Regions from separate parts of the Mus musculus genome. Here all the other regions are linked to region 1. A link is a loop called in an ENCODE intact Hi-C map of the cell type or tissue named here. Cell type or tissue: heart. All regions are shown on one strand. Each heading gives the region's core, and the rest is flanking DNA. Links, peaks and the distances in the headings are about the cores only. Region 1 holds the start of Fam151b (family with sequence similarity 151, member B). Region 2 overlaps Dhfr (dihydrofolate reductase). Region 3 overlaps Rasgrf2 (RAS protein-specific guanine nucleotide-releasing factor 2).

What was found. A loop is a pair of places that touch in the nucleus more often than their neighbours do. Peaks named below come from ENCODE experiments on the same cell type or tissue, not always from the same donor. Only the 100,000 strongest peaks of a DNase experiment are listed, where the experiment ranks them.
Region 2: it touches region 1 in a loop (7-fold over the local background); 24 of 42 quality-filtered maps call a loop at or near these places.
Region 3: a loop joins it to region 1, with 11 times the contacts of the local background. A loop is called at or near these places in 25 of 42 quality-filtered maps.

The regions. Positions count from the first base shown.
Region 1 is chr13:92,479,274-92,490,109 of GRCm38, reverse strand. It overlaps Fam151b (family with sequence similarity 151, member B), which reads left to right and starts at 6,079. Exons shown (of 6, transcript NM_001163627.1): 1 at 6,079-6,182. The coding sequence starts at 6,158. Gm52060 (a long non-coding RNA gene) reads right to left here and starts at 6,037. Exons shown (of 3, transcript XR_003950692.1): 1 at 5,974-6,037; 2 at 5,091-5,165. Zfyve16 (zinc finger, FYVE domain containing 16) reads left to right here. Exons shown (of 18, transcript NM_173392.4): 18 at 1,487-2,361. The coding sequence ends at 1,648. In heart, for the core only: a CTCF peak has its summit at 6,586 (motif pointing right); DNase peaks (open chromatin) are centred at 6,089 and 6,599; H3K4me3 peaks cover 1,274 bases; H3K27ac peaks cover 930 bases.
Region 2 is chr13:92,355,814-92,366,649 of GRCm38, reverse strand. Dhfr (dihydrofolate reductase) reads right to left here. Exons shown (of 6, transcript NM_010049.3): 3 at 8,618-8,723; 4 at 859-985. It also overlaps the pseudogene Gm19308. Among named protein-coding and RNA genes, the nearest start is that of Msh3, 6.2 kb to the right of the region's middle. In heart, for the core only: a CTCF peak has its summit at 8,813 (motif pointing left); no DNase peak of the experiment used is centred there; H3K4me3 peaks cover 636 bases; H3K27ac peaks cover 83 bases.
Region 3 is chr13:91,902,549-91,913,384 of GRCm38, reverse strand. Rasgrf2 (RAS protein-specific guanine nucleotide-releasing factor 2) reads left to right here. Exons shown (of 28, transcript NM_009027.4): 20 at 10,754-10,836. Among named protein-coding and RNA genes, the nearest start is that of Gm46435, 16 kb to the left of the region's middle. In heart, for the core only: a CTCF peak has its summit at 4,985 (motif pointing left); a DNase peak (open chromatin) is centred at 4,964; H3K27ac peaks cover 856 bases.

The DNA.
Region 1 (10,836 bases), core at 3,651-8,650:
ACATATACACACAACTGCATACACACATGCACATATACACACACTGCATACACACATGCACATATACACACAACTGCATACACACATGCACATATACACACACTGCATACACACATGCACATATACACACACTGCATACACACATGCACATATACACACTGCATACACACATGCACATATACATCTCACACAGAACATAGTACTGCATACACACATGCACATATACACACACTGCATACACACATGCACATATACACACACTGCATATACATCTCACACAGAACATATAGTACTGCATACACACATGCACATATACACACACTGCATACACACATGCACATATACACACACTGCATACACACATGCACATATACACACACTGCATACACACATGCACATATACACACACTGCATACACACATGCACATATACACACACTGCATATACATCTCACACAGAACATATAGTACTGCATACACACATGCACATATACACACAACTGCATACACACATGCACATATACACACACTGCATACACACATGCACATATACACACACTGCATATACATCTCACACAGAACATATAGTACTGCATACACACATGCACATATACACACAACTGCATACACACATGCACATATACACACACTGCATACACACATGCACATATACACACACTGCATATACATCTCACACAGAACATATAGTACTGCATACACACATGCACATATACACACACTGCATACACACATGCACATATACACACACTGCATACACACATGCACATATACACACACTGCATACACACATGCACATATACACACACTGCATATACATCTCACACAGAACATATAGTACTGCATACACACATGCACATATACACACAACTGCATACACACATGCACATATACACACACTGCATACACACATGCACATATACACACACTGCATATACATCTCACACAGAACATATAGTACTGCATACACACATGCACATATACACACACTGCATACACACATGCACATATACACACACTGCATACACACATGCACATATACACACACTGCATACACACATGCACATATACACACAACTGCATACACACATGCACATATACACACACTGCATATACATCTCACACAGAACATAGTACTGCAACAATTTGAAACACGGTATGTTGATTTTTCAATTCATTTTTAATTCAAATTAAGTTGCATTGTTAATTATATTAAAGCTTCAGATATCATTTACATATGTGTTTAGTTGGAAGGAAATCTAAAATATAAAGTAGTGACAATATTTATAATGTTATAATTTATGTAGTAAAGAGATAAAAGAAATGGGAAAATAAATTTTTGAAAATAACTTTATTTTACTCATAGCTTTAAGCTGAATATTCAAAAAATGCTACATATTCGGCTGCCAAGCAACACAAGAGGGCTAATTTTCTAGGGTTACCTTTATCAAGATTTCTTTTTTTTCCAGGTTGAGTTCCAGGCAGGCTGTGAAGGCCAGCTTCTGCCTCAGCATTACCTGAATGATCTGGATAGTGCCCTGATCCCTGTGATCCACGGCGGGACCTCCAACTCTAGTCTGCCACTAGAAATAGAGTTAGCATTTTTCATTCTAGAAAACCTTTCTGAGTGAAACCGTGTACTGTGCTGTATCTTGCAAACTGATCGGTTAAAACGAATCCCAGCACTAAAACGGAAATGCCACCAACACTAAATGTTTGATAATTGAAATATATAATTTTGCTTTTTAGGTAGGAATGATTTTTAAAAATCATTAGCACAGTATTTAAGTTCCTAAAAATTTAAGGAATCATCATTTTTATAGCTTTATGCTTATTATAAGAACTAAGAGGAAATATTTCTAACTTACAATTTACAGTATTTACTGTGTACCTTAACTGTTAAGCCAAAGCATCTGCGCTTAGCCCTACTCCTCATAGATGACGAGAATGAAGGAGAGACCTGCGTTGTGTGGATGCTAGTGAGAACACTGGTTTTGAAGTCTGTTTAAAAATGTATCTCAGTAAGGAAGACCAGTTTCAAGATTCTAGACTTATAATTCTTTGAATAAAGCTGATAACTTATTTGTATAAATGGAATGAAGACCTACCTCCATGATTACATACAAACTGTTTGATTAAATTTAGAATTTTGCCTTTATTTCTTCTCAAATTTCATGTATCTATATATATATATACACACATATAAATATATCATTTTTTCTGATTAAAATAATTGCGGGTGCTTTAGGACTTTATGCTTCTCTATTTAAGTCTGTTGTTTCCATAGCAACATATGATTTGGAATGTGTTTTATAAATCTTTGCTAATATATAAATAGATAATATTTTTGTATCACAGTGCATTCTTTTTCTCCTTCCTTACAAAGTACACCACTGTATTTAACACTCTTGAGATGACGACAGGCCAGATGGCCTATGAAATAGTCATCAGGTAGCAATAACTGAAGCCTAAAGCAGGTTTCTTTTACTTTCATGTTAGTCCTTAGTAATTTCTTGATTGATATCAATGTATGAAGTGTAAATTTCAACAAACTTACTACTTTTGCATATTTTAAATTCTTTCTATGCTAGTTATTTTTTATAATGGAATATTTAACTTAACAAAAAGTTAAAGGTTGTGATAGAGCTTTCTAGTTTAATTCAGACAACAGAAAAGAAAAAACTGTCATTTAACTTATATAAAATGTAATCATTGTTTTGATGCCTTTTTATTATGTGAAATATATTTTTGTATTAAAAACACTCATTGTATCTATCAGGAAGTCACACTAAATAACTCTGTGTAAGAAGGATTATTTATAAAGCATTGCACCTTATAGATCCAGGCACGTGATTCTCCTCCAAATCACACTTGGACCAGCCAGACACATATTTGAGGAGAATGTCCACAAGTAATGTGAAATGTTACAGGTAGTAAATAAAACGGCAACGTCGAAATGATGTAATATAAAGATGATTACATATCAGGCTCATTTTGTTTACATAATTTGTTTCTTTTTCAGTATATTGTATACTGTGAAGTATAACTGTACAGTTTATGAATATTGAACTTACCAAATAGTGGAAGGGTCTTCTGTGGTAAAATAACTTTGAATTTGTTTTCATAGTGTCTACAAACAGTAAAAATTGGAATCCTAGTCTAAGATGTTAGAGGCACATTTTACAGCATTCTTTGGAGATGGGTTTTTTTGAATGCAGACACTTGCTTTATCATAGTTTTTCTTCACATTGGACTTAATTTGAAATTTTAGTAAAGAAATTGGTTGGCTCTTTGTAGTCAATCTACAATGATCTGTTTATGGTCTTAAGACGACTTTTTTTTTTTAAAGATTTATTTAATATCACACGTAAGTACACTGTAGCTGTCTTTGAACACACCAGAAGAGGGCACCAGATCTCATTACAGGTGGTTGTGAGCCACTATGTGGTTGCTGGGATTTGAACTCAGGACCTTCAGAAGAACAGTCAGTGCTCTTAACCTCTGAGCCATCTCTCCAGCCCTTAAGACAATGCAACTCAGTTTCTCTGCATTTTGAAATATGAGGTGAACTGTAATCTTGCTTTATGCATCTATTGAACAAGCCATGTGCCTGTGTTTGCTACATATAAAAAAGGACCATTATCAGGTTTCATCAGTTGAATTGTAAGTTCCTTCATTTTGGATGTGTGGAACAGAGAGTTAACATACAGGGACATTTTAACTGCTGCAGTGGAGAAATGACTCTTGAGTGAGTATGGGTTACTGACTGGAGGATGCCCGTGTCTGCCTCAGGAGGAGCTTGTAGCACAGTGGGCATTTGGCCTCAAGTCTGAAACACCAAGAACGCTTATGATTGAATAATAAAAGTCTTACTTTGACAGTTGTGTAGGTTCCTGACAACCTAGGTTTCTGTGTTGTTTCATGGAAGTTTCTTTCTTTCTTTTTTTTAAAGATTTATTTCATTTATATGAATACACAGTAGCCATCTTCAGACACACCAGAAGAGGCCATCTGATCCCATTACATGGTTGTGAGCCGCTATGTGGTTGCTGGGAATTGAACTCAGGACCTCTGGAAGAACAAGCAGCCAGTGCTCTTAACCACTGAGCCATCTCTCCAGCCCCTAGAAGTTTAATAGAATAATTTTGATATGATTCAAGTGATAAAAGACTTTCTTGAAATAAAACAGAAACTGCTTACTTATTCTAGGTTTGATATTTTGTTGAGTGGCTTTGAAATGTTTGACTTGTGTGTACAGTTCAGCAAAAAGAAACATGAAAATTTAGCGTGTTAATTTTTTGTTCCTTTCTGCAATTAAGATGCTTTTTACCAATGGCTGAGTAAAAAATGTCCAGACAGAAGCAGTAGGACCTTTATAATCCTAAATGCTGTGCAGATCCCACCTGCACGGATCTACCCTGTTCTTCCACCACATATCTTCAACAGGTAGTCATCTTTATCGTGTGTGCCATCCCATGAATTGGAGGTAGTAGCAGCAGTGATCTTATTCCTCTCTGTTTCTTAAAGTGCACAAGACATTGGAATTGCTGTAATTATTGTGCTGTGTGAGAGAACACTTGAATCTGTTTCTCCCACCTGAAATGTGTCCTGACATCTTACATCGCCCCACTATCTCCCTTTCCTCTGCCAACTCTGCCCTTCAGCACCAGCAACCACCATCATCAGTTTTTGTCCAGGTCAGCATTCTTAGGTCAGTGATAGAAGTGAAATCATGCAGCCTTGGTCTTCCTGGGCCTGTCCTCCTTCACCCAACATCTGACAGTTCATCCTTGTTGCAAATAACAGGGTCTCCTATATGAACCCTGAACTTCATGATGGGCCTTGCTACATTTTATCTATTCATCTACTGGTGGATCTTAGGTTGGTTTTGTGTCTTGCTTTTAGGAGTTAACATTGCAGTGAGCACAGGGCACAGCTGCCTACCTGACAGTGATTTCCTTTACATACGCAACGACTCATAGTTTTTAACTTTTCCAGGGTCATCCACACCGTGTTCATAGTGACATTTCTTACTTACAGTGTAGCATTGTGTAGTCATACTATATTAATTACCTGGGTTATGGAGTGTAAGTAGGTTCCATTGCTTCTGTCTGAACGTTTTTTACTCCGCGATTGGTAAAAAGCATCCTAATTGCAGAAAGGAACAAAAATCCATTAGAAATCTTGCCTGTATTCGTAGGAGTACTTTGATAATAGCAATTTCATTACTAACAAGGCTGGTGGTTAGAACTTCCAGGGTGAGGGTGTTGGAATGTTGAAGCTCTAGCAGCATCTTCTTGTGCTGTGTTTAGCTCCCTTAATTGCATTGCTTACTTGACCTCATGTCCTTGTGACTAGGTGAAACTTTTGGAATGTGTTAACACAGTACCAGCCTGAAACCCAAGAACCGTCGGATAGGAACGGAAACGTGCACTCAGTTTGCTGTAAACTGCATGCCTGATGTTTCCACAAAAGTATTTGAAATTTTCCAGGATATATAACTTTCTTAAACAGCGAAAAACACTACTAAACTATGCAATATGTCTGGGGCAACTGGTTTCGTGTTCTAGAACGATTATCACTCATACTTGGTTCAGGAATAAACTCTTGAGGTGAGAGGTGTGTGGTTTATGCTGTTTGTAAAGAAGTAAGTTTAAATGTGAAGATACAGGTAGAAAACCAAAGACCATAAAGCAATGGGGCTATATTTTCTGGCTGAGCTGGAGGAAATCCAGAGACTTTGGAGACCCGGTTGAGGCCAAAATTGCCACTCAAGTCAGAGTGACTTAAAAATTTTACTCTCTGAAGGGTTGGGCGAGAACCACTTCCGTTTGTGCTGTCAGGTAATGTATTCTAGCTTTGCAGCCCGCTGTACCCTAGAATGAGTAGCTCCACACCAGAACTGGACCACTGCACTATGGGAAATGTGCCCCGCAATCCTCTCCCCGCGACCCACCTCCTCTCTTCCCACTATCCCCGCTTCTCTCCCTGCCCCAAGCCTAGCAGTTCCAGTGCGCATGCGCACCTTTTACATCACTGGCGCAGAGGTTCCGGTCAGGTCATCTGGCTTCCGCCAGGAAGACAACCAGGAGACTGCCAACCTTGTGCACCTGCGCAGATCGCTGCGTCTGTCTGTCACCATGGCAGCATGTGCAGGGGGCCCGGGTAAGTGTGGAGGGTTCAGCGGGCAGGGTACCGCCTACTCTTTTTCCTGTTTTGTTATTGAGTTGTAAATGCCAGTGTCTGCGGGGTGTTCAAGTGGTGGCTGATTTAACTGAGGCCGAAGAGTATCTCCGTGTGACAAAGGTAGAAACAATTTAGGGTAAATCGATTGTTTAGATACAAAAGGAAAATTCATTTTTGATATTAAAAGTTCAAAATGGTTCAGTAAGGTCTCTAGTCCTTCCCAATCATTAGCCCATTTCCCCCTCAAATTTCTGCTACACATTCGTGGGTGGATCCTTCCAAAAAGGTCTTACATACATACCACATTATCTTTTTTTTTTAACCTTTCACTTTTTGTTTGTTTGTTTTGTTTTATTTGTATGAGTACACTGCAGCTGTCTTGAGACACGCCACAAGAGGGCATCGGATTCCATTACAGATGGTTGAGAGCCACCATGTGGTTGCTGGGGAAGTGACCTCAGGACCCCTGGAAGAGCAGTCAGTGCCCTTAACTGCTAGGCCATCTCTTCAGCCCTCTACCTTCTTTATTTTATTTTTTTTTAAGATTTTTCATTTATTAAATGTAAGTACACTGTAGCTGTCTTCAGACACCCCAGAAGAGAGCATCAGATTTCATTACGAATGGTTGTGAGCCACCATGTGGTTGCTGGGATTTGAACTCAGGACCTTCAAATTTGAAGAGCAGTTGGTGCTCTTAACCTCTGAGCCATCTCTCCGTCTCTGCTTTTTAACACACACATAAACATTAAATATTTCTTTATTTTGCATAAAACCTTTGAAGATTTTAAACAATGTATTTTGATCAATTTATCTTTCCCTCTCCCCCAGATCTTACCAAACCTCTCTTCAACTTCACACTCTTTTTATTTGTTCTTATATTTATCAAACGTCAAAGAAGGAATAGAGTGGACTCTCTCAAGGTTGGGGGCCTCCCTCTGGTTTTGTACTGTGAATTTTAAGAAAGTTTCTGTAAATGTTTATGGTGCATATTTATTGGGTAAGGTGAGACTTTTCCCCTCCCAACCCATAGTAGATCAATTCAATATCAATTTCTTAGGTATTTCTTCCCACGAGGCCCACAAAAGAGGGAGAGGTAGGTGTCAAAATCACATTGGCAGGGCTGGAGAAAGAGCTCATTTGCAAAGCTTCTTGCCTTGCAGGCATGAGGACAAGAGTTCCATCCACACAGCCTGTGTGAAAACCAGGGACCCTGGTACAGGAGGGCACTGGGGGGGATGGGAACAGATGGATCCATGGAAGGAGATAGCACACCACTCAGAGTTGTCTTCTTGGTAAGCTCCAGGTTAGCAAGCCTCCCTCTCTCAAAACACAAGAATGACATCTGTGACTGTCCTCTGGTCTCCTCATGCACATGCTCACACAGCCATACCACACTGTAATACAATGGCACTGGCTCTTTGGAAGATGCGCGCCCTTCCTTAGTGAACAAGTGTAGAGAAAAGCGCTGGTGCTTTAGATGTTTCTTATGCAAAGGAAACAACATAACTGTGGCTTAAGGACATCTAACACGCAAGGGGGCATTCTGACAGGAGACACCGCCCCACCCTGCAGCTGTTTTCAATTCCCTCGTCTGAATCAAATCTCAAAGGCCTAAGAGCACTGTGCTAACAGGGATGCTCTTCTCCAGGAGGTGTGGATGACAGTGTTCTTGCCTTTCTGGCCCCTTGGCTCACAGGGTCTCTTCCTGCACCTTTCAAGTCAGAAATAATTGATTGAGTTCTTCTCACTATATCACCTCAACTTTTACTGGCCTTTCTCCCTGTAGACTTATAAGGACCTTGTTATTAAAATGTATACACTCATATAAATGTCCTTTTATTTCTGATTAGCAACCTTAAGTTCCGTAAAATATCTTGTGCCCTCGCTTTCTTGAAATTTAAAAAAAAAAAAAGACGCAAGTTCACAAAGATGCTGAAGGCGTCTGACTAGCAGCCTTAGTTTCTTCCTTCCTGTGTAATACATGGACAGGTCCCCATTACCCCTCCTTCTGTAGGGGCTCCATTGCTCTAATGCTTTCTTCACTTCTGTCTCTGAAATTCTACTGTACCTAGAGAGCTGTCTTGTTCATTTTAAGGGCCATAGAATGGACCCTATGTAGTGTTAACAAGCATTTGAAGTTTTACTCCTGCTATTACAGGCAATGCATTATGTTTCTTTTTTTTTTTTTTTTAAACATTCTCTTTTTTTTTTTTTAAGATTTATTTATTATATGTAAGTACACTGTAGCTGTCTTCAGACACTCCAGAAGAGGGAGTCAGATCTCGTTACGGATGGTTGTGAGCCACCATGTGGTTGCTGGGATTTGAACTCTGGACCTTCGGAAGAGCAGTCGGGTGCTCTTACACACTGAGCCATCTCACCAGCCCCATTATGTTTCTTGAATGGAATATATTCTCCCAAATGAGTTTGTCTATGGAATAAATCCATAGAACTAGAATTTCTCAATCAAAGGGCAGATGTTCTTTGTGGTGGTTTGAATAGGAATGGCCCCCCATGGGCTTCTAAGTTCCAGTGAGTGCTTGGTCTGTAGTTGGTAGAACTATTTTGGGAAGGATTGAGAGGCCTGGCCTTATTTGAGGAGGTGTGCCATTGGGAGCAAGCGTTGAAGTTTCAAAAACCCCATGACAGGCCCGAACCCCTGCCTTGGCTTAAACTTTAAATAAGATCTAAGTCCTTAGCTAAGTCTCTAGCCCCATGCCTGCCTACCTTCTCCCTGCTATGACAACCATGAATTCACTCTCTGAAACTGTAAGCAAGCCCCCAGTTAAATGCTTCCTTTTATAAGTTGCCTTGGTCATTGCAATGAGCCATAAATTACCTACTTTATATGTTCCAAACATTTTAAAGTACACTAAGCTGAGCTGTGATGCTTTGTAGGTATGTTGAATGTATTTTGAGTTAGGCTATTTTAACCCAACAATTAGCTTACCTGGACATAACTCCATTATAATTCACTAAGTACAGAAGAGCAGTTTACCTAAGAAAAATGTATTTGGCATGCATAAAAATCCTGCATTATTGTGTATTACTATTTGTGTAAGGTCTCTTTACACTCTTTACACTCTGAATGCAGTGTAAAGACAGCTGAAAGGCGCCACGGCAAAACCTAACGTGCACTGTTTATGAATGCCTAGGTTTGTTCCAACAACCTATGTGCCAGGAAAGAAGGACCAATTTTCTAGGTCATTTGGTCTCTGTCTATCTGTCCCTCCTAACCTTATTTTAGGTAGGATCTTACTTACATCCTGTTGTGTAGTCTAGGCTGGTTTTGAACTTATAACCTATCCTGAGCCGCTGAGATGTGTGATTTTAGTGTCCAAAGCCACAACCATTATGATTTTAAAAAAAAAATCATGAATGTATACTATGATTTGATTGTTTTCTTACTTGGTACTTGTCACTACTGAGAATTAATGTGCCTTCTAGAATGACTGAATTGAATATTTAAATATGGCCATGCATATTTTTGCATACATGAACAGGGCCTCATGCTGGAGCAGGCACTGCTGGGGGCAGTGTTCAGCCATCTCTCTTTCCTTTATGGAGAGTGCTTGCTAAAGATGTCAGACATTGTCTTTATTGACCCACTATTTCCTGACTAAAGGAATGGTTTATAATTTGGTATGTAAACTACCAACATGCTGGGACTTGAAAGATTGCTCAGTGGTTTTACAACCACTTGCAGAAGACCTGAATTTAGTTCCCAGCACCCATTTAGTAGCTCACAGCTGTCCGTGACTCCAGTTCCAGAATCCAGTGCTGTATTCTGGTATCTGCAGGCAATAGGCACAGACATGGTGGACAAAGCACCCAGACACAGAAAATAATGCCATGTTTATAAAACTTGAATCAAAATGAACTGAGGTAGTTCAAAATGAAAGAAGTGCTATTTTCTGACCAAAGATTAATTATTGCAATATATAAATATATATTTAAAAATTTATATACTTTTATACATGTGAGTGTTTGTTTTCATGTCAGTCTGTACGTCACAGGCATGCAGTGCCTGTGGAGGCTAGAAGAGGGAGTTGATTCCCTGGAACTGGACCTCACAGAAGGTTGTGAGCATCCATGATGGTGCTGGGAATCAAACCTGGGTCCTCGGAAAGAGCAGTCAGTGCTGTTAACCACAGAGCCATCTCTCAAACTCCCTCCTTTTCCTAATATTTTATTGGCAATGTGTGATAGCATTTTTTTTTTAGGCTTTTAACTGTTGCTAGGCAGATATAAGCTAACAGTTGGCAGAATATTTGGCACACAAGGAGGTTAGCGCTGAATAACAAGACCTAGAGAAACCTGGTAAGGCATAAGCCACTGGCGGATGTATGCATTGCTTGTATTTGTATGTGCCAGCTGAGCCTGTGAATGCTGCCCAGAGCGTCACGGTGTGAGGGTAGATCTTACACGCGTTCGCGACCGGCCAGGAAGAACGCAACAAACCGGAATCTTCTGCGGCAAAGCTTTATTGCTTACATCTTCAGGAGCCAGAGAGCAAGAGAGCAAGAGCTCTATTGCTTACATCTTTAGGAGCCAGAGCGCAAGAGCGCAAGAGAGCAAGAGTGCAAGCGCTTTATTGCTTACATCTTTAGGAGCCAGAGAGCAAGAGAGCAAG
Region 2 (10,836 bases), core at 5,756-10,755, 130 kb after region 1:
GGAAGTCACTTGGTACCAAATGATACCAGGAAAGGAGTATTTTCTGCTTTACCTATTATTTTCTACTATGATATGAAACCATGCCATCCCCTGCTACCCTGAGGCTGCAGAGAGGTCGCAGAGGTAAAGTTTCCACCGTCTGCCTGTGCTGACAGAGTCATGCTCTTCTCAGCATGGCATTTATCCTGGAGGCAAAGGCACAGCAGCACACCCAGGAAATCTCCAGGGAGCTGAAAGCCATACCATATAAGATAAGCACTATGCTCAAGAAATCAGACTGATTCTTAAACTGAAAATAACTAGTATTTTGAATTGAAAATGACTCGCATGTGGGAAGAGCTTGGCTAAAGAACACAAGACTCCAGTTACACAGGAAGTGTAAGATCTGGGCTCTACTGCACTGCATGGCGACTGTGGTTAGGAACAAGGTCTTACTTACTGTGCTCTTCAAATTGCTGGGAGTTGATTTTAAGGTGATATATCTCAATTTAGCCACTCCACAAATACATGTTTCAGATTATCTGATTATTTGCCAGTTTAAAAATAGACTTAAAAATAAGGCATTGAAGTTGGTGGGAGTGGGTGGGAGGGTGAATCTGCCTAAGGTACATGAAGTATGATGCACCATCATAATGTAATACAAGGTCTTATACATTAACATATAAGTAACTTCTATTTATAAGTATGACTGGTATAAATTATAGATCTTACATTTACCTTAATATTTATTGTGCATGAGTGTCAAATATTTCCCTTTGGCACCTGTGTAGTTTACAGTCAGGACAATGTCCTGTTTCCATGTGCATGGTGGCAAGTAGAGAAGGGTAATTCTTTCTATTTATACATAACTCTACTTACCTGGTAAACAGAACTGCCTCCGACTATCCAAACCATGTCTACTTTACTTGCCAATTCCGGTTGTTCAATAAGTCTTAAGGCATCATCCAAACTTTTGGCAAGAAAATGAGCTCCTCGTGGTGGTTCTCTGAGGTTCAAAAAAAAAAAGACTTATGGTTTTTGTAAAAGTCTGTCCACACTAGTCAAATAATCCGAATTGGCAGCAGCTAGTACAAACTATGAAAACTAATTCTTTCAACTCAAAGTACTTGGAATGTATGGCCAGTGTCCAACATGCATTCTACATTTCATGCCTGAATAGTACTTGCAAATCAAAACATAAAACCATATGTGACACCCCACTGTTTCTGTAGTGGAAAACAACCTCAACCGTAGCTGTCTCTGCTGTGGTGGGGAGGTGGTCAGGGTGGAAAGGAAGGAACTCCCTGGAAGCTTAATAGGGTTCCATGGGTAATCTTTGTCAACACTCAGCTCACGTGCATCTTGCTGTATTAACACCTACCACAAGCTAGAGCAACACGGGATTCTAGTTAATAACACATAGGGAAATGGACTCGTTCTCCCCTTTATTTTGAAATGTGTGGACAAACAGCAGCAACCAAAGTGGTGACGGTGACAAAGCAGCACAGTAAAATTAATGGCAGAGTCCACACGTTGTCTGTGCAGCTGTTTAATGGAAGAGTACGCATGATGACTGTGCAGATGTTTAATGGTAGAATCCACACAGTGGCTGTGCAGATGTTTAATGGCAGAATCCACACAGTGGCTGTGCAGATGTTTAATGGCAGAACCCACACAGTGGCTGTGCAGATGTTTAATGGCAGAACCCACACAGTGGCTGTGCAGATGTTTAATGGCAGAACCCACACAGTGGCTGTGCAGATGTTTAATGGCAGAACCCACACAGTGGCTGTGCAGATGTTTAATGGCAGAACCCACACAGTGGCTGTGCAGATGTTTAATGGCAGAATCCACACAGTGGCTGTGCAGATGTTTAATGGCAGAATCCACACAGTGGCTGTGCAGATGTTTAATGGCAGAATCCACACAGTGGCTGTGCAGATGTTTAATGGCAGAATCCACACAGTGGCTGTGCAGATGTTTAATGGCAGAACCCACACAGTGGCTAAGTAGATGCTTCGTGAATAGTTCTGTCAGTTTGGATACTGACCTGATTAAATATTAGACAGAGAATATCCACACGATTTTGAACACCTGAAGCAGCATTCAGATTGTTAATGTATGTGGGAAAAAGAAGTCATATTTTGAACAATATGGAAAGGAGAGAGAGTGCTTGAAAATGAGCTTGTTACCAGTTATATAACTAATACTCGGCAAGGAAAATGTTAAGTAAACTCACTAATTATGCTGACTAGATCAATTTCAGATCTCATATTTGATGGTGAGGGGAGTTGCAGTTCCCTTTATAAATGAAGAAACTTATACAACCAGGCTTTTATAGTGATTAGATACAGAACAGAAATTACTAATTCAATGTCAACTCTTAGCTGGTGCTTTAAAAGGATTACTTACATAATCGCCTTGAACTGGTAGTCGTAACAATGATTAATCAAGGACTAATGGGGACTATTCATTTTCCTGGTGGCATTCTCCCTCTCTTCTTGGTTTCTATTTTACTTTTCTCACTCTTTGTCATACGTAAGGGAATTAGGATAGAGCAAAAATATATTTAGACTTACAGTGGAAAAACAAAACAAAACAGCGGGGACCGAAGTAAGTTAAATGAGCTGAGCTATCACAAAAGGTTATCAGGGTAACTTTAGGGACAAGACTGGATACGGTGGTGTTCAAGGACAGAACAGGAACTAGAGGGAGGAAAGATTTAAGAGTCATGGAGAAGATGATCTGGTTCATAAATCATCTATGGTGACTGGAATGCTGATTAAGGAACTGACATAGTCTAAAGCTGAGAGCAATATGCTCTCTACAGGGACAGGAATGTGCTTGCTACGCCTGAGGTCCTGGGTTTGATGCCGAGTACACACAGGAGAATAAGAAGAAATCACCGACGAAGTCCTGAACTTAACGTGTAACCCAGAGCTCCCAAGAGCAAGAGAGCGTCCCAGGTCTACAGAGGATTTTCTTTCTCTACTACTTTTTCCTGACATGTTCTTCAGGATCTGGAGTCTGATTTAAAGTCACTCACAGCTAAACAACTTTTATGCTCCTAATTTAAAAAAAGGTTCATGTAGAAAATGTAGTGCCTTCCAGTAACCTTTGCATACTCAATTAGTATGAAATTTATCCTGTGTAAAGAGTGAACAAACTCAAGTCCCTTACTTCCAAAACAATTCCTCCATGATTTCTCCAAAGCAGAGTGGCTCTCATGTCTTCCTGGTACCTTGGGCTTTTCCAGCTTTCAAGTAACTGTTGATTGATGCTCTTATGCACAGGTCTTAAATAACAATTGACCTATCCAGGTTATCATAGCCAGTGCTTCATTTAATGAACGGCTCTTTTCTATCTTTAGATCACTCTGGCTCTTTATTTTAGGATATTTTCTTGGTCATAGTAACTCTCAAGGCAAGTTTTCAGAAGAAAATGAACCTCAATTAATTGTAATTAAATAACAGTCTTGTAATAGGTTGGGAGAAACTGAAGAGAAACAACCTGTTTGATACCGAATTAGATCCTAGAATAATAAAGAACAGCAATGGGAGGCCTGGTGAAATGTGAATAAACTCTAGTTTATTTAAAACACCAACCCAAATCAACCGAACCCAAGATAAATTGTTGCTGTGAACTTGAAAGAAAAGGGGCGGTTATATGAATTCTGTGTCAAGAATTGTGTGGACATGGCTGGTATTCTGTTTCTTAACTAGAATTACGATGTGTAAGTAGATGTTCAATCTTGAAACAATGTTTACAATGTGTAACTCATTAGTCCATTTAGTAGAACCAGTCTCCCATGTAGCTACTAGATAGTAACTTAGTTTCTAATAGTCCAAGTAGGGAAATATACAATATTTCCTAACTTCTGATATACAGAGTTGAGTCATTAGGATGGTCTTATTTTTAGGACACCCAAAGACCACTTATTCTGTAAAGAGTTCTCAGCTTCTAGGTTGGCAATAAAGGTTTAAAAAGTCCTTTTACCTATTGCGATGGGATGGTAATGAGACAGAGGCCAAAAAGCATGAAACCAGAATAGGAAGCTGTGCAGAGGTGAAGATACGTGGTGATAATCTGTGGTGGGGCAATGATAGTGCCTGACTCTGCCACTGAGTGTCAACACGGGAGAACCATGCCCCAAAGCACAGACCCAGCACGCTTCCTTAGAGATCACTGCAGGCTACAGTGAAGTAATTTAACACATGAAAACTCAGAGAAAGTTGAGGGTAGGAAAAAAGTAACTTAAGGTGAGGTTCAAAATACTAATAAGACAGTAGTGCAGTCTCTAGTCACCTAGACTAAAGGAGAGGGTACACGTTGATTTAGGTAGAGAGATTCATTTAATTCTTAGTATTCAAGAAGTGAAAAAAAAAAAGTGATCTACTAAGGTAAAAAGTGAGATCATGAGTTTATTCACTGTGATCCCATTAATGTTAGAAGGCAAAAAGTTGGGCTGGAGAGATGGCTCAGCAGTTAAGAGCACTGACTACTCTTCCAGATGTCCTGAGTTCAATTCTCAGCAACCACATGGTGGCTCACAACCATCTGTAATGGGATCTGATGCCCTCTTCTGATGTGTCTGAGGACAGCAACAGTGTACCCACATACGTGAAATAAATAAAATAAATCTTAAAAAAAAAAAGGCAAAAAGTTTATGTACTATGAAGAAATCAATACCATTACTGTTCATTTTTATGGTGCTAGGGCTCAAACCCAGGACCTTTATGCATGCTCCTCCTCCAGCCCCTAATATTAATATTTTCTATAAGCTACAAGGCAGTAAGGTTAGGACTGGTATCTGCTAAGTACTGTGCTGGGTTCTTTCTTCTGACTGTGATAAGAAACTTGAGCCAATCAGCTTAAGGCTGGAGAGATCTAGTTTGGCCGGCTACTTTGTCCTGAGATAACCACGTCAGGAAACATGTGGTAGAGCAATGAGACACCCCTTTGGAATGGATCCCCTTCCAAAGCTAGGCTCTAAATGATCCATCTCCCCCAGTCAGGCACCAGCTCCTAATATTCCTTCAGTTGTAAAGTTATCAGTAAGTTGATAAAGTTAGTTTCAGTCCTCATGATTCAATTACCCCCACCCCACTCCCACAAGTCCATCAACTAGAACAGATTTCTGGGGACATTGAAAATGCAAACCATAATAGGTACCTTTCGTGAGTGAGACACTTAACATGCAGAATCCAATGAATCCTGAAAAAATCATCCTAAGAGCGGCTTTATTGATCTCATTTAGTGGGTAATACAGTTGAGGTTCAGCAAGCTCCACTCAGGACCTGCCTACATCCCAAAGCTGCCTGGAGCCAGAGCTTAGCCCTGAACGGGCGATATATGTGGATCAGAGGGAAAGGCTTTACGAAGAGGAGAATGTCATAACTAGAAAGAATCATTACACCATGAAACTTAGAAGAGCTTTTATAAAGATGATTTGCAGTGTGCTAGACAATTTGTACTGTGTTTGTGTGTGTGTGTGTGTGTGTGTGTGTGTATGATATGTTACATCATGGAGGCAACTGAGATCTCTAAACATAATTTCTGGAATATAGCACTGATTCAAAACGTTTTTAATTTTTGGGTACCAAGCCCCCCCCCCCCCCCACTTCACACATACACAGTTATTTTTTGTGACTGTCTAACTCTATAGCCCAGCATAGCATCAATCTTAAGAGCTTTCATGGCAAAGCCTTTTAAGTGATGGAATTATGGGTGTGTGGTACTATGTCCTCCCCTACTAAAAACTTCAGCCCTCCTCCAAGTAAATCAATGTATCCTTCTAGGGTTAAAAGGTGACTTCTGGTGTGCTCCGAGTCATGCGACCATTACCACGGTCTTGCCCTGTCAGCAGGCTTTGTTAGCCCCATGTCAGTTCTATTAAAGTTACAACTTGACTGCCTAGAAAGCTTGCAGGCACTCTCCTCTCCATGCCTTAGTGACTTTGGGGGTTACCTTGAGGATTCAGAATCTCCCCCTCTGGAGTTAGAGGCTAAAACCCAAGTTCTAGTAAAAGCCTGCATAAGCGATAGTGATTGCCATGGGTAAAGCTGTTCTTGTGATACAGGACCTGGCGGTGCCTGGTCCCAGCTATGAACAGAGGTAAAGTGACAACCAAGTGGAGAACCCAGAGATTGAAATTAAAAAAAATGAACCCTAATAACATCTCTAAATGATATTTCAACTTCTCCAGCATACTTGAAAATAAAAACCAAAACAAAACCCCCAAACCAAAGCACTTCAGTCAAGATTATAATGTTGACACAGAAAACAACAAAATCCAATTACATACACCATAGGGGGGTCATAAAGAAAAAATTAGACTCATCATTTGAGGAGAAATGCTGGTTCAACTGAACATCTCCCCCACTGAGATTTGTTAATGTTTATTTTAGCTCAAGCTGGCCATAAATAAATTTGAGTAGTATTCAAGAATATGTTATTAAAAAGCCCTGGGGAATAGCAATATAGCCCATGAATGCAGACTTTTTTCAAGGCGAGAGATCACCAGAATATCCTAGCAACCAAGAAAGGGAGCAGCATGAAGATGGAGGCAGATGGTGAGAGGCACATCACATAGTCCCCATCAGCAGAGGCAACCAATGCAAATGTTTGTATTTTCTTCTAATTTTTAACCTATGCCATTGTAGGAGGCATGTGGGAGGAACCCTACATAAGAATCTCTTAGCATGCAGCTATGGGGAGAGCTTTCTCTTCCTCCCAGGGCTGCTCTAACTTCTCATTCCGATGCTTGTCTTGCAGATGTGGTGACATCTATGAGGACTTTGGTTTAAACCACCGAAAGGCCTTCAGGGTAGAGCTCAGACTTCCCAGAGTGACCAGAGCACCCCTGGAAAGTTCTAGCTTGCTCTCCCTGATGTGTGCTCTCCACAGTTTTGGATTCATGTAACTGCACCTCCCATTCGTGAAAGCCAACCCCCTACAATGAAGCTCTTATATAACTATAGCTTCTCTGGGTGCTTCTCTGGGTGGGTCCTGAATAAAACACGTGGGAGTGACATTCTTGACTGCAGTTCAAACAAGCAGTGCCTGGTCCTCTAACATGGTGCATCATTGCTGATGACTACGGATTAAGTTAAGGAAGAATAGTCAATATCCTGAGTCCTAACTTTCCCTTAGATTGTTGTCATCTGCTGATCAAAAAAATCCAAACTAAAACTCCTTTGAGATCCAGGAAGTTATTTTATTAAGTAAAGACTAGTAGCAACAACAATTTCAAAGTCATGGTCAAGGTCAAAGGACCAGATTTGACTTCTAGCTAATCTTATTTACGTACCCTACCACCTCCAGTCCCTTTTAAAAAAAAGTTAGTTTCATTAACCTTTTGTGTGTTTGTCTATAACACTTACATGAGTGTCTGTGCACCATGTGCATGAAAGCATGGAGCCTTGGAAGCCAGAAGAAGGCACTGTACCATCTAGGATTGGAGTTAGAGCCAGTTGTGAGCTGCCACATGGGTGTTGGCAATCCAACTCAGATCCTCTAGAAGAGCAGCTAGTGTTCTTAAACTGCTGAGCTATTTCTTCAGCCCAACCACCTCAGGTTCTTAGGACATTTCCAGTCACAGAGAAGGAATCATCTAGTCAAATGTTACTTTGGAGGAAATGAAATGTCTTGGCAGAAACCAACTGCAGACACTCTTTCTCCTGAAGATTCCTGGGCCATTTTAATACACTGAACTACTTCACCTCTGACACTGTACAAAGAACACACAGTATCTGGGTATTGTAACTAACTAGAGACAATAGAGTACATGACCATGACCAGTCTCTGCAAGTCCTTCATATTTTACTGTGTCTAGAATTGATTCCAAAAATGGGATAGCCACTTCAATTCGCTGAAACTAAAAACATAGGCACTTTTAGATTGTGAAACGAGAAACCAGTTATAAATCTTATAACTGAGAGCTAGGTCTATAGAAAAATGGTTTAAAGGAACCTGCAGAACTGTTTCCATATTTTTTTCTAATTCTTAAGGTGATAAAATCAAGCACTTAAAGGAACAGAATTAAGTTGCCCCATAGTGTAAGTGGCCACTCAGTTTCTATTGTTGTAGTAGGTAGTGTGGTTCAGTGGCTTAAGCAGATGATAGCGTCTAAGTCTCTTAAGTATGTTGGGTAAGTTCTGACAGTACCAACTGGTTTGGACAGTGAGTGAGTCATTTATAAGGCACTGGGAGGATAACACTGTAAAGTATCTGTTGTGCAAGTATGAGGACCCAAGTTTGATCCCCAGCACCTGGTTCAAAAACGATGACTGGCTTGGTGTTATGCACCCATAATTCTCTCTGTGGATCAGCAGAGACAGGATTCCTGGATCTTACTTACTGGTCAGTTAACCCAGACTAATAGGTGAATACAGACCCCAGCGAGAGACCCCATCTCAACAAAACAAGGTGGACAGACCCTCAGGAAGGACACAGAAGAGCAACATTCAGGTTTGTTTGCATGGATACATGCATGCGTACCTGCCTACATACTCGTGCACGCACACACACACGCACACACACACACAGGTGTTCATTCTGCCTTATCCTGTTATGTACTGATTTGTGCCCTGGGAAACAGATCACTTTTCTTGTAATGAGCTCATGTTATAACACTTACTTGAGTTCTCTACTGAGAACTATATTAATTCTGTCCTTTAAAGGTCGATTCTTCTCAGGAATGGAGAACCAGGTTTTCCTACCCATAATCACCAGATTCTGTTTACCTATAATACCAAGCAGAAAAGATTATCAGAAAATACACATATATTGTCAGTGACATACATAGGCAAGACGATTGTCATAGTGACATCTAGTGGGCATCCTTTAGAAAAATTAAGACAAACAGCTTTACCTAAAATTCAGATTTAGTTCTCATTAACTAAATATAGTTCAATTTTTCAGTTTGGCTCATGCAGTTCATATCTTTTACTTAGGTTTTAATCCATTGCAACCATGCATAATTTCAGTCCACAGGGCTCAGGTTGACTGGATTTTGTAATTCACTTGATATCCTTACATGCTTTATTAGTGTCTAAAGTGGAGAACAGGTTCTAATCCTGGAATTCTTGAGATTGAATGTGTTCACCATCTTAAACTACTTGTCTCTGATTCATCTATCCCAGAGAAATAATACCTATCTCTATGTATATTTAAGATCATCTCTACCTATCTATATTCAGAGGTCAGGGACCTTTGCAGAAGACAGGGGCAGAAAACATGTAAGAGTTGGTAGAAGGGGAAGAGAGCTGTGAAAGGCTGACTTTCGGCCACGACAGGGCTCACATATGTATGCATCAGTTCTCATCTGGCTCCTGCACAAGATCAAGCCAGGCAAAATTCAAGTATGGAGGAGGGTTCCTGAGGCCCCTCCAGTAGGTATTGGTGTTGATGGCTGCTGGGAGATGGAGAGCCCATCTTCTGGTCTGGACTGATTGTAGATTGCTCACATCCTAGTCAATGGCCACACACAGGGTTATTAATAACAAGTAGAACATGACTTAGGGAAGGAGAAGGGGACTCAGGGGGAGTGAGAAGGTAAATGGATACAACCAACATAAACTGGGTAAAAATATAAAGCTTTTATATTTTTGTGTAACCCATATGCACAGGCCAGGCAGTGTGACTGGGTGTCTTTATCTATCTTCTTGAGACAAGTTTTCTCACTGAACCTGGAGCCCACAAATTGGCTACAGAGCAAGCCCCAGAGATCTTTCTGTCTGTGCCTCCCTAATGCTGGTATTACAAATGTGCCACTGTGTCCAGCTTTTTATTCGGGTAGTAGGATTTGAACTCAGAGTAGACTGTGTTAAGATGGCATCTGCAGCTCTTCTTTGGCACTGCCTACAAGGTGGCTGCCATCTGTTTTGCTGCATCATGGCTGTTCGCCGGCCTCTGGTGAAGCCCAAGATCATCAAAAAGAGGACCAAGAAGTTCATCAGACACCAGTCAGACTGATACGTGAAAATTAAGGGAAACTGGAAACCCAGAGGCACTGACAGCGGGGTACAGAGAAGATTCAAGGGCCAGATCCTGATGACCAACATTGGTTACAGGAACAACAAGAAAGCCAAGCACATGCTGCCTAGCGGCTCTAGAACTTTCTGGTCCACAATGGCAAGGAGCTGGAGGTGCAGCTGATGTGTAACAAATCTTGCTGTGCTGAGATTGCTCACAGTGTGCCCTCTAAGAACTGAGGAGTCATCGTAGAAAGAGCAGCACAGCTGGCCATCAGACTCATTAATCCCAACGCCAGGCTACTCAGTAGAGAACATGAATAGGTGGCTTGTGTGCATGTTTTGTGCCACGCCCCCAAGATGGCATTTGTCAACCTGTCTACACAGTGACCTACTATGTTCTCTACTAATGTTCAACATCTACACTGCTGACTTCTTTTTCCCATCAGCTCTGCCCTCCTCTCCTACAATGATAAGCAATAAGCAAACATGTCTGTTAGGAAGAATTACAGCGAATGTCCTTACAATCACAAGTAATGGGAAACTGCCTTATAATTATTGCACACCACTCCCCATTCTTTTAAAGTCAGTCACCCAGACTGCCTCACTGAAGACCACAGCCTTCATCCCACCGTGTCTTCCTAAAGCCAACAGATTTAAATTATTTTTAGCCTCTTCTCCCCTGCATTTTTCTCCATTTACTCAAGTCTTCTGTCTTTCAGTAACAATTCTAAATACCGGCTCAGGTCTCTATTCAAAGTGCTAAATTTTGCTGCCGATTCTGCCCAGTTATATTCGAGCTATATGCACTTGCTAACAAAATTTCAAACATAGAGTATTCTAAGAGGATGTTTAATAAAATCTGGGAATCGCACAAAAATTT
Region 3 (10,836 bases), core at 2,152-7,151, 580 kb after region 1:
TCTGACTGCTCTGATAGACTCTTGTGATTATATTCTGATGTTGCTTTTTGTGTGGTGGTTTGAATATGCTTGGCCCAGGGAGTGGTACTATTTGGAGGTGTGGCCTTATTGGAGTAGGTGTACCTTGTTGGAGGAAGTGTGTCACTGTGGGTGTGGGCTTTAAGACTTTCATCCTAGCTGCCTGGAAGCCAGTCTTCAAGCTGCCTTTGGAACACGAGGTGGAACTCTCAGCTCCTCCAGCCCCAACATCTGCCGGGATGCTGCCATGCTCCCAACTTGATGATAATGGACTGAACCTCTGAATCTGTAAGATAGCCCCAATTAATCATCCTTTATAGGAGTTGCCTCGGTCATGGAGTCTGTTCACAGCAGTAAAACTGTAACTAAGACAAGGTATTGTGGGAGTAAGGCTTCCTACTCCTCTTTAGCTTCTTTCTTCTCTCACAATCACCCTTGGACCTCGAAAGCATGACTGAGGACTGTGAGGTACAGCCATATCCTCATCAGAAGAATGATGGCCAGATATGTGCTATGATGTCATCGGTCCTTGTTTCACTTGGACCAGGGCTCTCACCACTGCAGAGCATCCTGAGGACATCAGGAGCCAACCTCACACTCATACAGCCCCTGGCTCCCTCAGCCTCTGGCTCCTACTACCTGCTGCCCTTTTTCTGTGTTTCTTTCCCCAACTCTGCTCCCAGATACCAGTAACTTGAACTCTGAGTCTCTGCATCAAGTCTTCCCTTGGATTAACATCAACAATGCTTCCTATGGACTGAGTGTCTCCCCCGTGGGGCAGAAACGAGTTGTCTCCAATTCTTTGCCTTTTTACATGGATGGACCACATCGTCTCCTGGTGCTTTTCTAAGGTTTAGATTAGATGTAAGCTCAAGGATCATTGCAGCAACAGTTGACATTGTTCAACTAGAAGATATAAATGCTGGAATTAAATGCAGTGTGTATCAGACCCTTGTAGATTGTCTCTCTCCCGTCTTTGTTTTTGTCTGATCCTTTTACATTAGCCACCTTTCTAGAACCCTAATAGAAAGCACTGCCTCTGGAAAAAATCTGTCCAAACCTCTCTCCCTCATGCTTGTTTTTAACCAGGATGGGTTTTTTTTTTTCTTTTTCTTGGCTTAAAGAGAAAAGCTTGGGAACTATCTAATTTCAGGGTTAAGGAGCAAGCAGTATTTCCAAATTCTAATAAGTTCAGCTGTTGAGGACTAGAGGCTAACTTTTCATAAGTCGCAAACTCAGAGTCCTTCATCAGAAAGTGGCTGAAGGAATGTTTTCCTAGGCAGCACTTTCCAGTGGCTCGGTGTCACTACCACCATTGGCCTCTAACCAGCATTTTCATTTTAATATACATCTGCATTTTGTACTCTGCCTTCTCCTAGTACCTCCCACTTCACATCTGCTGAACTGGTTTCCCATATCATCAGTTTCAGATTTAGGTGGTTAACCACCTCCTGTCCTCTAGTGGACTTGTGCTCATTCAGTCAAGAGATATGTATGGGCCAGTCAGGAACAAGGCAGTGTGCTGAGGGTCTGAGGGCCAGCCAGGAACAAGGCAGTGTGCTGAGGATCTAAGGGCCAGCCAGGAACAAGGCAGTGTGCTGAGGATCTAAGGGCCAGCCAGGAACAAGGCAGTGTGCTGAGAGGCTGAGGGTTAATTGTGCCTAGAGCTTAATACCTAGCCTGTAGGCTTCTAGGAAATAGTTTAGCATAGGTTTCCTTCATCCTGATCCTCTTTGTAGTTTCAAGAACTCTCATAGTTAAGGAGTGACTACTAAGCATTGAACATATATTGGGAAATGTAGAGATACTATGCTATTGCTTTGCAGGGTCTACTTTCAAACTTCTTGTCCTTCCTTGTGTTTTCCCATGAGTACTTTGCACCCATTATGCAAAGGAAGAGGCTGCTACATTCCTTTGTAGTTGGGTAATGGGAAACTTGAAATTCCTTGTGCTTTACAGTGTCTACAGAGGGAGGAGCTGATACAGAGTCAGTGCAGCCTAGAGATATGAACATGGGCAAGCCAGAGAGTAAAAGGAGTGGGGCAAGGTGAGCAGGTCTCTTTCAAGGGCTCCCATACCAGCTTTTAGCCAGGGCAGCCCCTCCTAAAGTTGGCTTTCAATTTTAAACTTCTACCAAACATGTCTTCCTTTTGACACTTGATGACTGATGGTCACAATGACACATTGCAAAACAATACTGACATCTGCAAGTTCATGTTTAAGATCAAGTCTCAAACAACAACTCATAATATTTTTAATGAGTTTGTGATGCTGTGTTAGGCCCTGTTCACAGTACGGGCCCCACAGGCCATGAGATGGACACAGAGTGGAAAGCATGGTTGGCTTAAAGGAGTGCGACCTTTACTTCATTGTGATGAGGACTGCAGAGAATCATCCCAAGCCTGTATCGCGGGGAGATTATGCAGCATCTTCTTCTGCAGCACAATGTAAAGTCTTCCCTGTGTAGTTCAAGAAGGTAGAAAGTCAATGAATACTTTTCATTTTTTTTAATGTCAACCTGAGTCCCCGTCTCTAGGTTTAGAACCCAACACATCCTACACACCGGCTTTATGGACCTTTGTTCACGGTTTTAAACTTGTTTCTGCTGATCTGATCTGATCTGTATGGTCCCCACTTTTAAAATCTCTGGCCACTGCTAGACTACACTGCTGATTACTGTCACAATTCTCTGTCTCCTTGGATTATCCTTACTGATTTAGATTTCTCCAGTGTCCTGGGGTCGCCTTGGCCACTTGTAGCTTTCCTTGACTCTTACCCTGCTCTCTGGAAAGAATGACTGCTCAAGCTACCAGTATAGGTTAGTGACCATGCTGGGGCTTATCTATTCACAGACTTTATTGTCTTCCTCTCTTTTCTCCAGAAGTTGGGATAGTACCAAGGGCCTTGGAACATTCTGGACCAATGCTCTTCCACTGAGCTCCATATATTCCATCCCTGTTTTATTTTCTATTTTGAAGTGTGTGTTTGTGTGTGTGTGTGGGGGGGGGGGGCAGGGAGGGTCTAAGTTACCCAAGTTGGCCTTGAATTCACTCGATAGCTAAGGCTGACCTTGAATTTCCAATCCCCCTGCCTCAGCTCCACAGTAGCTGAGATTACAGTCTTGTGTGATTAGGCCTAATTTATGGATTACTTTTCTGTTGTGTGGTTAAATCTTACTAATGCAAACTACTTTGTTCAGACTGGAACCAGGATCTGAAGTACAAGTGAAAAACAGTTCCAAACTCGAGCAGCATTCACATTATAGGCTGCTATCCCTGTGGGTTAAAGGTTTTGACTGCACAGACCCCACACCGGCGTCAGGCAAGCATCAGACTATGGGAAGCCATGGGACACAGCTCTGGGGATAGGAAAATGCAATCTGAGGTCCCAGGGACTGCCAGAGCTGGCTAGCAGGTCCCCAGGCCTGCCGAGAGACCAGGGCCATCTGGTTCTCAAGCTCTTGGGCACTTAGGCGCCGCTGGACTCATCGGAAGAGCTGAGAATGGAGTGAGGGCCCATGGGCTGGATCCAGCCAGGGCCTAAGGAAAAGTGGGGAGGAGAGCTCTGGCTGGGTCCCACATAGAGGAGAGAGTCCTTGGCTTGGCTTGGTGGAAGCCATGGTTGGGAGAGCTGAGAGACTGTCTGTGAGAGATTAGCATTCGGCTCTTTAGATGAAGGCCTGTTCCATTGCTCCCCACAGAGGATCCTGACGAAAAGAGACAGTCCATGGCTTTAAGACATTTATTGTTATGGCAGAGAGTTGTGATAAGTAAAACTGTACCCCACCTTCTCAGGACAGGCCCGAGGTTAAATACCTTTTGTAGGGAGGAATGTCTGGGAAGGGAAGTTTACTGGATAAGCCCTTCAGAACTTTAGGTACCTCATTAAAATGGAGATCTGTGGTGAGGCTACATGACCTGTGGTTTTCTACCTGTGGAGGGGCTTGGGACGTTGCCCTTACGTGACTGATGGCCACAGGCCTATGGAGAGCTGCTGCCTCATGTTAGGGGCCTGGCATCGAGGAGCGTGGCAAAACACCTACCATCCCTTGCAGGGTCACCTGTGGGGTCACCAGGGTTTCAAACCTAGCTCAACCAGAAGCCAGGCTGCCTTTCATGGTTCCACATATCCCCAAGCCAGTCTTACTAGTAGTGGGTCCATAGTTGTTCCCTTCTGAAGGACTGTAGTGGCCAGCACTATAGGAGTCCAGATCAGGGTCTGCTTTTTGCTGCCTCTTGAAGTTTGAATGAGAGGCTCTGTACATCTGAGGCTCTGTACTTTGCTCACTTGAAATGGTACTCACACCTAGCATGGGGTGAGCTGGCACCAAGCCCGAGGCAGTCATTGTCAGCCTCATCTCCCTGGTTCTTCTCTTGGCAATCACTGTGAGTAAGTGTCCATTGTGCGCAGTCCCACCTAGAGACTTTTAACCCGCTCTCTCTGGCTTCTGCCTCTTTGCTGTGCTTAGATTGTCTCAGCCTCCACTGCTGCTCTAAGTCTCAGCAGAACATCACCCGGTCCCTTCTGTTCCCCATCACCTTCTCAAGTCTGTGCTCTAGGTGTCTTTAGCTACTGTTTCCTCCATCAGCCCATCTGCCCATCCACCTGCCCATACAGGTGCTCTGCCTTCCCCAGCACCTGCATATTGACTTTCTCGACAGTTGTTGTCAAAAGAATAAGAGACAGATTGAAATGTGGCACTCCATATTTCCTGGGGCCCTCATTTTTCTTCTTAGTTTTTCCTTTTTCCTCTTTTCTTTTCAACCCCCTAATGTTTCTGTCTCAGTGCCCGTGATTCATTCATTTGAAGCAGAGGGACATGGAGATCCTGTGGAAATAATGACTTCGGAAATAGGCTCAGAGACTTCCTCTGGTCTCAGGTCCTGCTCCCCTGCTGTTCACCAGACAACTGGACAGATCCAGCGCTGGTACCTCCCAATAGTGTGGTGGCCCAGCAGTGCCATCTTGTGGACAATGAGCTTCACTGAGACGAGGCTCGTGAAATGCAGCCAAAATTATTTTCTATGATGCAACGCAATCAGCCAGACTTATAAATATCCTCTCTCTGGATTTAAATAGGGGGAAATGCCTTCCCTTCCTGATTTATATTTCTTTTTCATTAGAAAGAACATTCTATACTTTTAAAAACAAAACTTTTCAATGACCAATTGTGTATTTTTACATTCATTTGTGAATAGCATGGTATCCTGTGAGTTCATCAAAGGTTTCGGCTTTAAAGGTAAAACAAAAGTAGTGTAATGTCTTGATCCTGAAACTTTGTCACTGCAGAGTTTGTTATAAGCAGAATCTTGGAGATGAAGATATAATTCAGTAGTTAAGAACACTTCCTGCTCTTACAGAGGGCCAGGTTTGGGCTCCCAGCATCTGCCTTGGTGGGTCACAACCATTAGTGACTCTAGTTCTAGGAGATCTAGTGATTACTAGACACATGCATGGTGCACATACATATGTTCAGGCAAAACACGCATACATATAAAATAAAACAAATCTGAAACAACAATTCAGTCTCCTTGCCTTTCCAAACATCTGGACCAGACGATAAGTGTCCACCATCCCAACCCCAGTGACTACTGTGCACCCAGAAGTTTGAGCAGCACAGGTAACCGGAGTCAGATGAAAATTCTGTGTCTTGCTCATGTGATGGTCCCTTCCCAGCTTCAGCAGCTTATGCATTACAAGGGATGCCAAGAACTTGCCCCTTGTCCCCTGTTTCCTGCTTCCTCCACAGCCTAGCTGGTGAGGAAGAACTGAATTCATAGGATTCTTCATGGCAAAAAAAAAAAAAAAAAAATCCCAGGCAGTAACAGCAAACACAAAAGTCACTATTTGTGTGAAGGATCTGAGAATATGATTATGTCAGCCATGTTGCATGAGAACAAATATTCAGAAATAACCATGCACCATGCTTCAGACAGCCATCAGCAAAATTTTCACATCATCTTTTAAAAGGGTGCTCAGGCCAGCCTCCCCAAAGTTCAGAAAGGTAAAATTACATTGAAAAATATTTTTATTGAAGAATGTTAGATTTATTTTACCTCTTACCAGTAGCTCAATAATTATATATTTGTTTATATGATTTTTTGCTAACTAGTAAAATTTTTAAATGAGTTTTTCTTGTACAAGACATGTTCGTTCATTTTGTTCTTTGACAGTTTCATGCATGGATGTAATGTATTTAGAATTCTCTCATCTGCCTCCCTTCCTTTCCCATGTCCTGTTCCCTACAAATCTCTTTTCTATTCTCTTGTTCATCTGTTTTGTGTTCCTCAGGGCTCTGCTAGGACCTTCTGTGTGGCCTTAGTATTGGAACTATCCACTGGTGTCTAGTGGTCTCACCAGAGGGTACATAACTAAAGACAGTAGTCCCTCCTCCCCATCCTGAAGCCCATACTGCCTGTGGTTCGGAAGGGGTGGGGTCCATGAGCCAACCACAATCCCTGCCCATCCATGACTCTGTTGAAACAAGCGTGTGTTGTGCTGGCTCAGGGCAAGTCATTGCAGCTGCTGAGTTTGTGATTATACTGGGTGTGTTGTGTCTAGAGGTTGGGGCTTCACTGCCTTTCTCCCTCTTTTCCAGCTCCTACATTCTTTCTGTCCCCTTCTCTGCAGTGTTCTGTGAGCTATATCAATGGTTTATTTAGAACTGAACCCTCACCAATGACTTATTTAGGGCTGAACCCTGACCTCTCACTTATCCTCATCATCTTATGAAGCCGTGAGTCTAGGAGACCTTTCACATTTGCCACCCTGTGGCTTCAGAACAGCTCCTGTTCAGCCCAGGATGTAGCCCAGCAGCTGCTCAAAGATTCTAACTAATCACTAATTAGCTCTCAGCAAGGCCTGAGCAGAAGGCTGGTGTCCTTCACAGCAATCGTGCTGCTTACCGTAATCAGATTATTTGCATCATTAGAGTCTCAACACAGCTACATGGAGACTCACTAATATATATCAAATATTCATTAAGGAAATAGAATCCTGATGGTTGTGAGCTCCTTTGGTAGTTCACAGAGACTGAAACAAACACGGTCATTAATTGTTTTAAAATATAAACACCTCTACCTTGAGATGGGGGTGGGGAGTGGATGAAGAAAAAAAAACAGCAGCAAGATATAACTAGGCTATCCACACACACCGTTTAATGAAGATCTGTTGGATAGGTGGCATTTTATGGAAACCTGATTTAATATTAGTAAGATAGATATTGTCTTAGTTTAGGGTTACCATTGCTATGATGAAACACCATGACCAAAAGCAAGGAAAGGGTTACACTTCCACACCACAGTTCATCATCAAAGGAAGTCAGGACAGGAACCCAAATAGGGCAGAAACCTAGAGGCAGGAGCTGATACAGAGGCCATGAAGGAGTGCTTCTTACTAGCTTGCTCCTCACAGCTTGCTCAGCTTGCTTTCTTGTAGAGCCCAGGACCACCAGCCGAGAGAGGCACCACCCTGTTTACTGGGCCTTCTATATCACTAATTTTAAAAATGCCCTACAGGGTTACCTACAGCCTGATTTTATGCATGTAGTGTCCCTGTTGAGGTTCTTTCAGATGACTCCAGCTTATGTCAGGTTGAAATAAAAGCTAAGTAGAACAGGTTCCATCTGTACTGCCCTCAGGCCCCAGTGGCTGGTGTTTTCCAAGCGGTAACACTGCTAGCAAACAGTCAAAGCGACGTTCTGAGAATAGCTTCCTGTTCCTTTTGCCATGGAACAGAGATGCTCCAACACTCAATTCAAAGTAAGTTAGATTTTTAAACTGTCTAGAACTGATAAAATTATGGACATTTTGGCCCTAATTTGCTATATGTAGTAAAATTTTACTGTTTTCTTTTTATCTAATTGCCATTAGCAGTGTTGGTCTCCAACCATTTAAAATGATTCCGAAGGTTAATTCCTCAAAATCATTTTGTTTAATGTTAAAATGTAATTATTAGAATGGAGAATACAGCTAATAATATAACAATACAAGTATTATAATGGAATGTGCTATAATAACTGTAACAGATTCTTGTAGGTAACCATTCTTGCCTGTACACACAGAGTAGTAGCCTAGGAGAGCAAGGGCCTCCTGTGTAGACCTGGTAGTGCTAGCTCATTCTGAAGACCTGAGAGTCCCAGCATGCTGCCAGGAGATGGTATGCCAAAATTTCCTTCATAAAAGGGTGCAAAAATCACAGATTCACATCTTTATTCTGCTTGTCCCCTGGCATTTTACCTTGAAAGTCTTCAAATCAATGGAAACACACTAGAATATAGCAGTTCAGTGTCCCATAGCTGGAATCCTCTGTCAGTGGATTCTTCCCCACCCCTTACTATCTAAGAGCAAGCCAATAGCAACATGATCACATCTAAGGAAAACCTTGTGTGTGTGTGTGTGTGTGTGTGTGTGTGTGTGTGTGTGTGTGTGTGTGTGTGCACGCGCACGCGCACATGCTTGTGTGAAAGCCAGACAGCCATTTGCTTCTCTATTTCTACCCTGTAAGGCCCAGGGAACCATCCCAAATCTTTGGGCTTGATAGCAGTCACCTCTACCCTGAGTTGCTTTGTTTTCCCAGAACAGCTTATCATCAGTACAGTGCTCCATCTAGTGTGGAGTCCTGCAGGCCACAGGCCATCTAGTCAGTAGTCACAGTGAATCATCCTTGTCCCAGCTCTAATCCAGGCCCTGGGCTGTTGTTCATTTGGTTTTCTTTATATTTATGGAAATATTCATTGTTTTGTTTTGTCTTGTCTTTCATGACATTTACATTTTAAGAAAATTAATGTTTAATTCATTCTTTTGTTTCTATTTACTTTACATTTTACATCCCAATATAAGCCCCATCTCCTCTCATTACCCCTTCATGCAGAGCCTTCCCCCTCTCCTCCCTCCCCTTCTCTTTTGAGAAGACCCCTTCTAGATATCACCCCCTCCCAGTGTCCTCCAACATCAGGTCACTGCAGGACTAGGCTCTTCCTCTCCCACTAAGGTCACTAAGAGACTCAATACTGCTCACCAGTCCCCACATTCCACCACTTCAGCATCCATTCATGACTCTTAGCTGAGTCAATTATGACTGATTTGGTTGAAAATGGTGATTTAATTGTTCCTCTAACTTCCAAGTTCCAGTTGTTCTATAAAAGAAAGTTCAGACTTCAACTCACTTACATATGCATTCATCTATTATTGTAAACCTATCTACCCATCCAGCATCCATCTACCCACCCACTCAACCATTCCTCCACTCACCCACCCATCCAGCCACCCATCCACCTACCTATCCATCCACCATCTATCCATCCACCCACTCACCTATTTCTCCAGCCAGCCAGCCAGCCAGCCAGCCAACTATCCGTCTACCCACTCACCCATCCATTTACTATCTTAGTTAGTATTTCCATTGCTGTAAAGAGTCACCATAACAAAGGCAACTCTTATAAAGGACATTTAACTGGGGCTGGCCTACTGGTTCTGAGGTTCAGTCCATTGTCATCATGGCCAGAAACACATCATCCAGGCAAGCATGGTGCTGGAGGAGCTAAAATTTTATAACTTGTTCTGAAGACAAGCAGGAGAAGACTAATATCTTCCAGGTAGCTAGGAAGAGTTTCTCAAAGCCCATCCTGATAGTGACGCTTGGTCTGACAAGGTCGCACCTATTCCAACAAGGTCACACCTCCTAATAGTACTACTCCCTGAACTACGCATATTCAAACCACCACTCCATCCATCCCCCCATCCATCCGTCTATCCATCCACCCATCCATCCGTCTATCCATCCATCCATCCATCCATCCATCCATCCATCCGTCTATCCATCCATCCATCCATCCATCCATCCATCCATCCATCCATCCGTCTATCCATCCATCCATCTATCCATACCTCCCTCTTTGTATCAGTAATCTCACAAATTCTTCCTAACGTTTCTCTTGTCTGTGGCATGGACACATTAGTTTTTGAGTATCATTTATTTTTTTATCCTTTAGCATATGTATGTAGATTCACACATAAGCACACTGATATTAATAGCTTTAGCTTATCTTTATTCACAAAAATAAAATAACACATTTTATTCATACAACAAATATTTTTAAGTTACCATGTGCTTATTTCTGATATTACTCATGATGCCGTAGAAAACCAGGCAGCCGTACTAATCTTTAAAGTATGCCACACTATATTATGATAATAGTGAGTTATGTGCTCCATGGAGCACAACAGAAAAGCTCTCAACCCACTGTGGCAATTAAGGGCTCCCAGAAAGAATGCAATCAATGCCAGAAAGATAAATGGGAATCCACCTGGGGAGGGAGCACAGTGTCCCAGGCTAAGGAGATGCATGCCCCTCTGTGGAATTGAGTAAGTGTGTTAATTCCAGGCAGTGTGATCTAGTGTGTGTTGAAAGTTGAATATGGTAGGGCAGATGAGTTAGAGAAAAGAAGCTGGGTGGGTTTGTAATGGCTGCTGGAGACCAGGCCTAACTAGTGACCCACGAGCAACATTATTTAACCTTGCCTCGTCTCCTGGGGGGACTGTCAGAAGTATAACAGCACAGCCCCAACCCAGACCATTCAAGTCAAGACCACTAGGAACATGCCTTGAGGAGCTCTGGGACCATAAATTTCAGTTACATACCTGGTTTGGGGGAAAACCATCATGAAAATTGGTGTTATGGGGCACAGAGCTAACCCCTGAAATGAAGGTCTTAAAGGATTCGTTTTATTTTATAGGATTTTGAACTCAATAATGAACTCAAAATGAATGTTCTAAACTTGCTAGAAGAAGTTCTACGAGACCCGGACCTTCTTCCTCA